2 separate regions of the Homo sapiens genome follow, and region 2 is linked to region 1. The links are chromatin contacts, found by Hi-C or POLR2A ChIA-PET in ENCODE. All regions are on one chromosome and are shown on one strand. Each heading gives the region's core, a stretch centred on a gene start or an enhancer-like site at or near the end of the contact. The rest is flanking DNA. Distances are from core to core; before and after follow the strand shown.

Region 1 (2,768 bases), core at 141-2,640:
GGGAAGCCTCACAATCATGGCTGAAGGCGAAAGGCACGTCTTACAGGGTGGCAGGCAAGAGAGAATGAGAGCCAAGAGAAGGGGTTTCCCCTTTTAAAACCATCAGATCTCATGAGACTTATTTACTATCATAAGAACAGCACAGGAAAGACTTGCCCCCATGATTCAATTACCTCCCACCGGGTCCCTCTCACGACACATGGGAATTGTGGGAGCTACAATTCAAGATGAGATTTGGGTGGCGACACAGTCAAACCATATCAATCATTCTTTTAAAAAGTAAAAATGGTGTTCCATGAGAAAAGTAACTAGTTCAGTTCACAACCCTGAAAGGGTCTCAGACTACAGAATATGCAGACTACACTTTGGGAACCACTGCTTTATGGTAAAGAAAAATTATCAGTCAACTTCAACATTTGCAGCAAGAATAGCATATCATTTTCTGGCCAGGTGTGGTAGCTCACGCCTGTAGTCCTGCACTTTGGGAGGCCAAGGCAGGCAGATCACTTGAGATTAGGAGTTTGAGACCAGCCTGGCCAATATGGTGAAACCCCCTCTCTACTAAAAATACAAAAATTAGCTGGGCATGGTGGCGCACGCCTGTAATCCCAGCTACTCTGATGGCTGACGCATGAGGATCACTTGAGCCTGGGGGGCAGAGGTTGCAATTAGCCAAGATTGTGCCACTGCACTCCAGCCTGAGTGACAAGGTGAGACACTGTCTCAAAAAAAAAAAAAAAAAGAATAGCATACCCCTTTCAAATCACTTCTTATATTTTTGTGTGGCTGCCAGAAGTAGTGGAAGTAGACATTGAAATGGCAGGAGTTCAAAATATTTGGAATAAAAATATTTTTGATCTGGAAGATCACAGTTGGTAAATGCTGGACTAGGTGTTACCGTTACATGATCTAAAAATGACCTTTGGGGCCCTGTGTTGTTTACTTCTTCACAGCAACCAGGACTGTTAGCTCAAAAGCCCATCATCACCAAATCAAATGTTTACACATCCAATTGTTTAAGTATAGCCTAAATAACCAAATTATTAGCCATCTATCTAGAGCCCACCTGCTTTACATACCCTGCAAACTACACTCAACGTCTACTATCCATAGATAAAAACCCCAGGCTATAAAAGACCCCAAATCACTGCTGCCCTTTGGAGCTCTGTAACCCAGAGACACCCCCCCACCCGCCCCGCCGATCTTGCTGCTAAACAACGTCATGACACATACACCCTCTCTCTAGTCCTCCAGGAATTCTCTTACCCTCCCCCTTCTGAGTAGTGGCCGCCCTACACTGTCGCTGCCTTTGGAAGGTCTCATGCTGTGAGGGACTTCCCGGCATACAAACCTGTCAAAGCGCTGTCCAAAGAGAGCTTGTTGTGTCCCACTGCCACCTTGTGGTCACATCTTTTTCTTTGTTCTGCCCTGAAATCCTTCAGATTCACTGCAGTTACATGGTGTGCCATAACATAAAACAAAAAGTGTTTATATGTCCAAAAAGTTTGTGAAGGGCAACATGCCACTATTATGAATGTTAATTTGTCAAAGGCTCTGAGAAATACTATAGCTAAGAAACTGTTTAACTTCGTTTGTCCAAGCATTTCCAAATTTCTAGCACAGAACACTTTTTTGATTACCCTAGCCAACTCCATCACATTTTAAAATGTTATTTTTCTGATCCCTGATTTCACAGAATAGGAAAGTGAGATATTGAAATGTTATTTGTGTCAGGGTGCGGTGGCTCATGCCTGTAATCCCAGCACTTTGGGAGGCCAAGGTGGGTGGATCGCTTGAATGCAGGAGTTTGACACCAGCCTGGGCAACATAGAGAAACCCTGCTTCTATAAAAAATTGTTTTAATTAGCTGGGCATGGTGGTGCACACCTATAGTCCCAGCTACTCGGGAGGCTGAGGTGGGAGGATCGCTTGAGGCCCCAGGGGTTTGAAATCAGCCTGCACAACATTAACTGAGACTTGCTGTCTAATAAAATAATAATAGTGCTAAGACTAAAACTAAAATCTTAAGATACAGTAAAACGAACGCTGATCCCATCCACGCCATCTCTCCAGAACATCGAATAAATCACTTAACTCTTATGGATCTCGACTTTGCCTTGTGCATAATGGCCAATTATCATAACATTGAGAGATCTAATATTAATAATAATGCAAGAGGCCGGGCATGGTGGCTCACGCCTGTAATCCCAGAACTTTGGGAGGCCGAGGCAGGTGGATCACCTGAGGTCAGGACTATGAGACCAGCCTGACCAACATGGTGAAACCCTGTCTCTACTAAAAATACAAAAATTAGCCAGGCATGATGATGTATGCCTGTAATTCCAGCTACTCAGGAGGCTAAGGCAGGAGAATTGCTTGAACGCAGGAGGCAGAGGTTGCAGTGAGCCAAGGTCATGCCACTATACTCCAGCCTGAGCAACAAGAGCGAAACTTCGTCTCAAAAAAAATAAATAAAAATAATAATGCAAGAGTTCATACAATATATTCTACCTTGAGTCATCACATCAAAAAAAATAAATTTTTTAAATAGTTCATATAAAATGGCTTTTATTAATAAACTAAAGAGAAAAAAGCTGAAGAAATTTTAACTACCCAGATCACTTCTACTCTTCCCACTTAACCATCAGTACCCCTAAATCTTCTATAATGATATATTTTTGCTAACATCATTGAATGGAAGTAAAGTGGGCTAACATGTTCACCTTATATTTGATTTTTAATTTCTTCTTTTTCCAAGGAAGATAAAT
Region 2 (2,945 bases), core at 4-2,503, 340 kb before region 1:
GAGCATAAGTGCTGCTCTAATTATTTGGTAGAGTGTCTAGTAAAGGTTTTTTACAGTATTACTATGCATCCGCTTGGGGATGAATAAGGGTGGACTGATGGGTTAGCTTTTGGAAGTGCCTGACCTCGCTGTATCATGTTAAGTCTTCAAAGTACGCTAAATTTTCCTTTTATCGTTGGAGACACGAGGTAAAATTGGTCTTGGAAGATGGAGGCTGAATGGCCCTCGGGGGGCTGACCCTCAGGGTACTGCACTTTAGGAAATAGTAGAGAGAGTTTGGCACACTTTACTATCTTAGGCTGCAGGATTTTGATACCGGCCGGGTGCAGTGGCTCACGCCTATATCCCAGCACTTTGGGAGGCCGAGACGGGCGGATCACGAGGTCAGGAGATGGAGATCGAGACCATCCTGGCTAACAGGGTAAAACCCCGTCTCTACTAAAAATACAAAAAAAAAAAAAAAAAAAAAGTTAGCCGGGCTTGGCAGCGTGCGCTTGTAGTCCCAGCTACTTGGGAGGCTGAGGCAGGAGAATGGCTTGAACCCGGGAGGTGGAGCTTGTAGTAAGCCGAGATTGCGCCACTGCACTCCAGCCTGGGCGACAGAGCGAGACTCCGTCTCAGATAAAAAAAAGAAAAAAAGACAAAAGAAGAAAAGGAGCTACCATGCAGTCCATGCCTTGTCGATTAGAGGACTATCTGAGTGGAAAGGGGATAACTTGGACTTCTAGCCTACTGTGTGCACAAGCATAACAATTGCTTTTATTTAGAGTGCGGACAGAATATTTAATGTATTTTAGCTAGTCATTTACATCTTGATATCTTGTTTTAATTGCTGTGGTTTGCTTTAGATTTTTTTACTTTTACTACAAAGACTTTGGTTTTGTCATTTGGTATGAGAGGAGTGATAACTGAACAGGCATTAAAAGTAATAATTTGAGGTGAGTTAGATTTAGTTACATTAATAAGATGGGGAGTAGTTAAAGGAAAGAAAAGATAGATAAAGTTTTCTTAGCTTTAACTTGGTAGGGCTTGACCCTGGAACAATGACCTATAACTTTGATGGTGATGACGCTTTTTTGACTTGGGTATGATGTGTCTATCCTTTTCTGCTGTGCGAACGGCAGTCTCGGTGGTTAGCAGCACAAGGTAGGGTTCTTAGGCTGCCTCGAGTTTTTCTTCTTTCTATCTTTTGATGAGGATGTGGTTTCCAGGCAGGTGCTGGTGTACGGCTCCTCTGGTTTGTTTCCTTTCTTGGCTCATGCATGAGGTCGCCTGGTCCACATCATATGTGAGGATCATTTACTCCAGATTGCTGGCCAGTTTCTTCTGCCTTGTTGAGAGTCCGGGTCTATTCATCACACCAGATGGGTCTCAATTTCTTACTACCCCTGAGGCCACCACAATGAGGCAGTGGGAGACCCCCTCATGAGAGGACTAGAGACCACCCCAGAGGAAAATGTATCCCTGTACGGACCACCATTTCTTATATGTAAAAATGTTTATTTAGAAATAGAATGCTTGTTCCCCAGTGCTACAAAGAAATAACATTCAAACATAAATTTAATTCTCTTAGCAAGGCAAACTTTACTTTATGCAGAAAGGGGCTCATAGCAGATGGAATAATGGCGAGAGCACCAGTAGAGACAGGTTTTCACCATGTTAGCCAGGCTGGTCTTGAACTCCTGAGCTCAAGTGATCACCTGCCTCAGGCTCCCAAAGTGCTGGGATGGAAAAGGAGAGTGCCTTGGATTGGCCCTGGCGAAGCAGGGACCATCCCTTTATCTGCACAGGGCGCCAGTTCACCTCAGTCTTTAATTTGCCACAGACCAAATCCTTCATCTAGATAAGAACCTCAAATGAGGTACTTAAAGCCCAGAAAGCTTTGTAACTGCACCCTTGAGCTGCTTGCTCAGGCCCACTCCCACCCTGTGAAGTGCTTTCTCGCTTTAATGAATTCCTGCTCTCGTTGCTTCATTCCTGCATTTCATTTCTCTGCTACTTCGTACGTTTTGTTCAATTCTTTGTTCAAAATGCCAAGGACCTGGACAACTCGTAGTCAAGACCCTCTACCAGTAACACTTGTTGCTCCTATTCCTCCTGGTGCTATTTATTGCTACTGCACATGTACCCTGTGCCCAAGGGTAGAACGACTTTCCAGCTTCTGAAGCACAGAGGCTTGGGGAGGACAGATTGTCATGTGACTCAGGACTTCACTGAACCTTGTTCATACAGTTGACCACATTCCTTTGTTTGGATCACTAAGGGAGAGTCATTATCATTACAAGGCAAGATCCTGGGCAAAGCACATTTTAGACCCCAAAATATTTTGTCCTCTTTGCAAGGCATTTCATCTATTATTTCCTTTTTAATCCAGGATGGGCAAAAAAAGAAGTTGTAATGTTTGTATTCCATATTTGTCGTTACAAAAGAAAGATATTTTCATATTCCAAAATTGTAAAAGTAAACAAAACACAGTAACAACAACGAAAACTATAATCAGAAGGAAGGGCACCAGGTTCAGACAGTGGTGGCTTTGAAAGAAGAAGTAAGTGAGATTGAAATTGAGAGAATTAAAAAAAAGATTTTAAGTTTTTTTTTTTTTTTGAGACAGGGTCTCACTCTGTCACACAGGCTGGAGTGCAGTGATGCAATCTCAGCTCATTGCAACCTCTGCCTCCCTGGCTCAACTGATCCTCCCACCTCAGCCTCCTGAGTAGCTGGGACTACAGGCGGGTACCACTACGCCCAGCTAATTTTTATATTTTTTTGTGGAGATGGGGTTTAGACATGTTGCCCAGGCTGGTCTTGAACTCTTGAACTCAAGCGATCTGTTCATCTTGCCCCCGCCCCAAAGTGCTGAGATCGCATACTGCACTCCAGCCTGGGCAACAGAGCAAGGCTCCATCTCAAAAAAAAAAAAGATAAAAAGCTACACACCGCTGGGC

Evidence for each region. Hi-C counts contacts between places; a loop is a spot of excess contacts on that map. ChIA-PET counts read pairs that join two places held with the same protein, here RNA polymerase II (POLR2A). Pooled maps may share reads with other maps.
Region 2: a pooled map shows a loop between it and region 1 (5-fold over the local background). The contact joins two enhancer-like sites. A Hi-C loop is called at or near these places in 7 of 50 pooled maps. POLR2A ChIA-PET finds 5 or more read pairs at or near these places in 4 of 52 experiments (B cell, OCI-LY7, WTC11 and 1 more).

Annotation. Positions count from the first base shown.
Region 1 is chr12:31,680,938-31,683,705 of GRCh38, reverse strand. All of the region lies in intron 6 of AMN1 (antagonist of mitotic exit network 1 homolog), which reads left to right. Among named protein-coding and RNA genes, the nearest start is that of ETFBKMT, 23 kb to the right of the region's middle. RefSeq lists a silencer at 1,170-1,259. Within about 2 kb of position 1,390, at least 4 of the 41 ENCODE cell types and tissues checked have a DNase peak (open chromatin) inside an H3K27ac peak, as active enhancers do; they include B cell, where a contact is called at or near this core.
Region 2 is chr12:32,024,324-32,027,268 of GRCh38, reverse strand. No RefSeq gene overlaps it. Among named protein-coding and RNA genes, the nearest start is that of RESF1, 66 kb to the right of the region's middle. RefSeq lists an enhancer at 1,980-2,274. Within about 2 kb of position 1,253, at least 2 of the 41 ENCODE cell types and tissues checked have a DNase peak (open chromatin) inside an H3K27ac peak, as active enhancers do; they include B cell, where a contact is called at or near this core.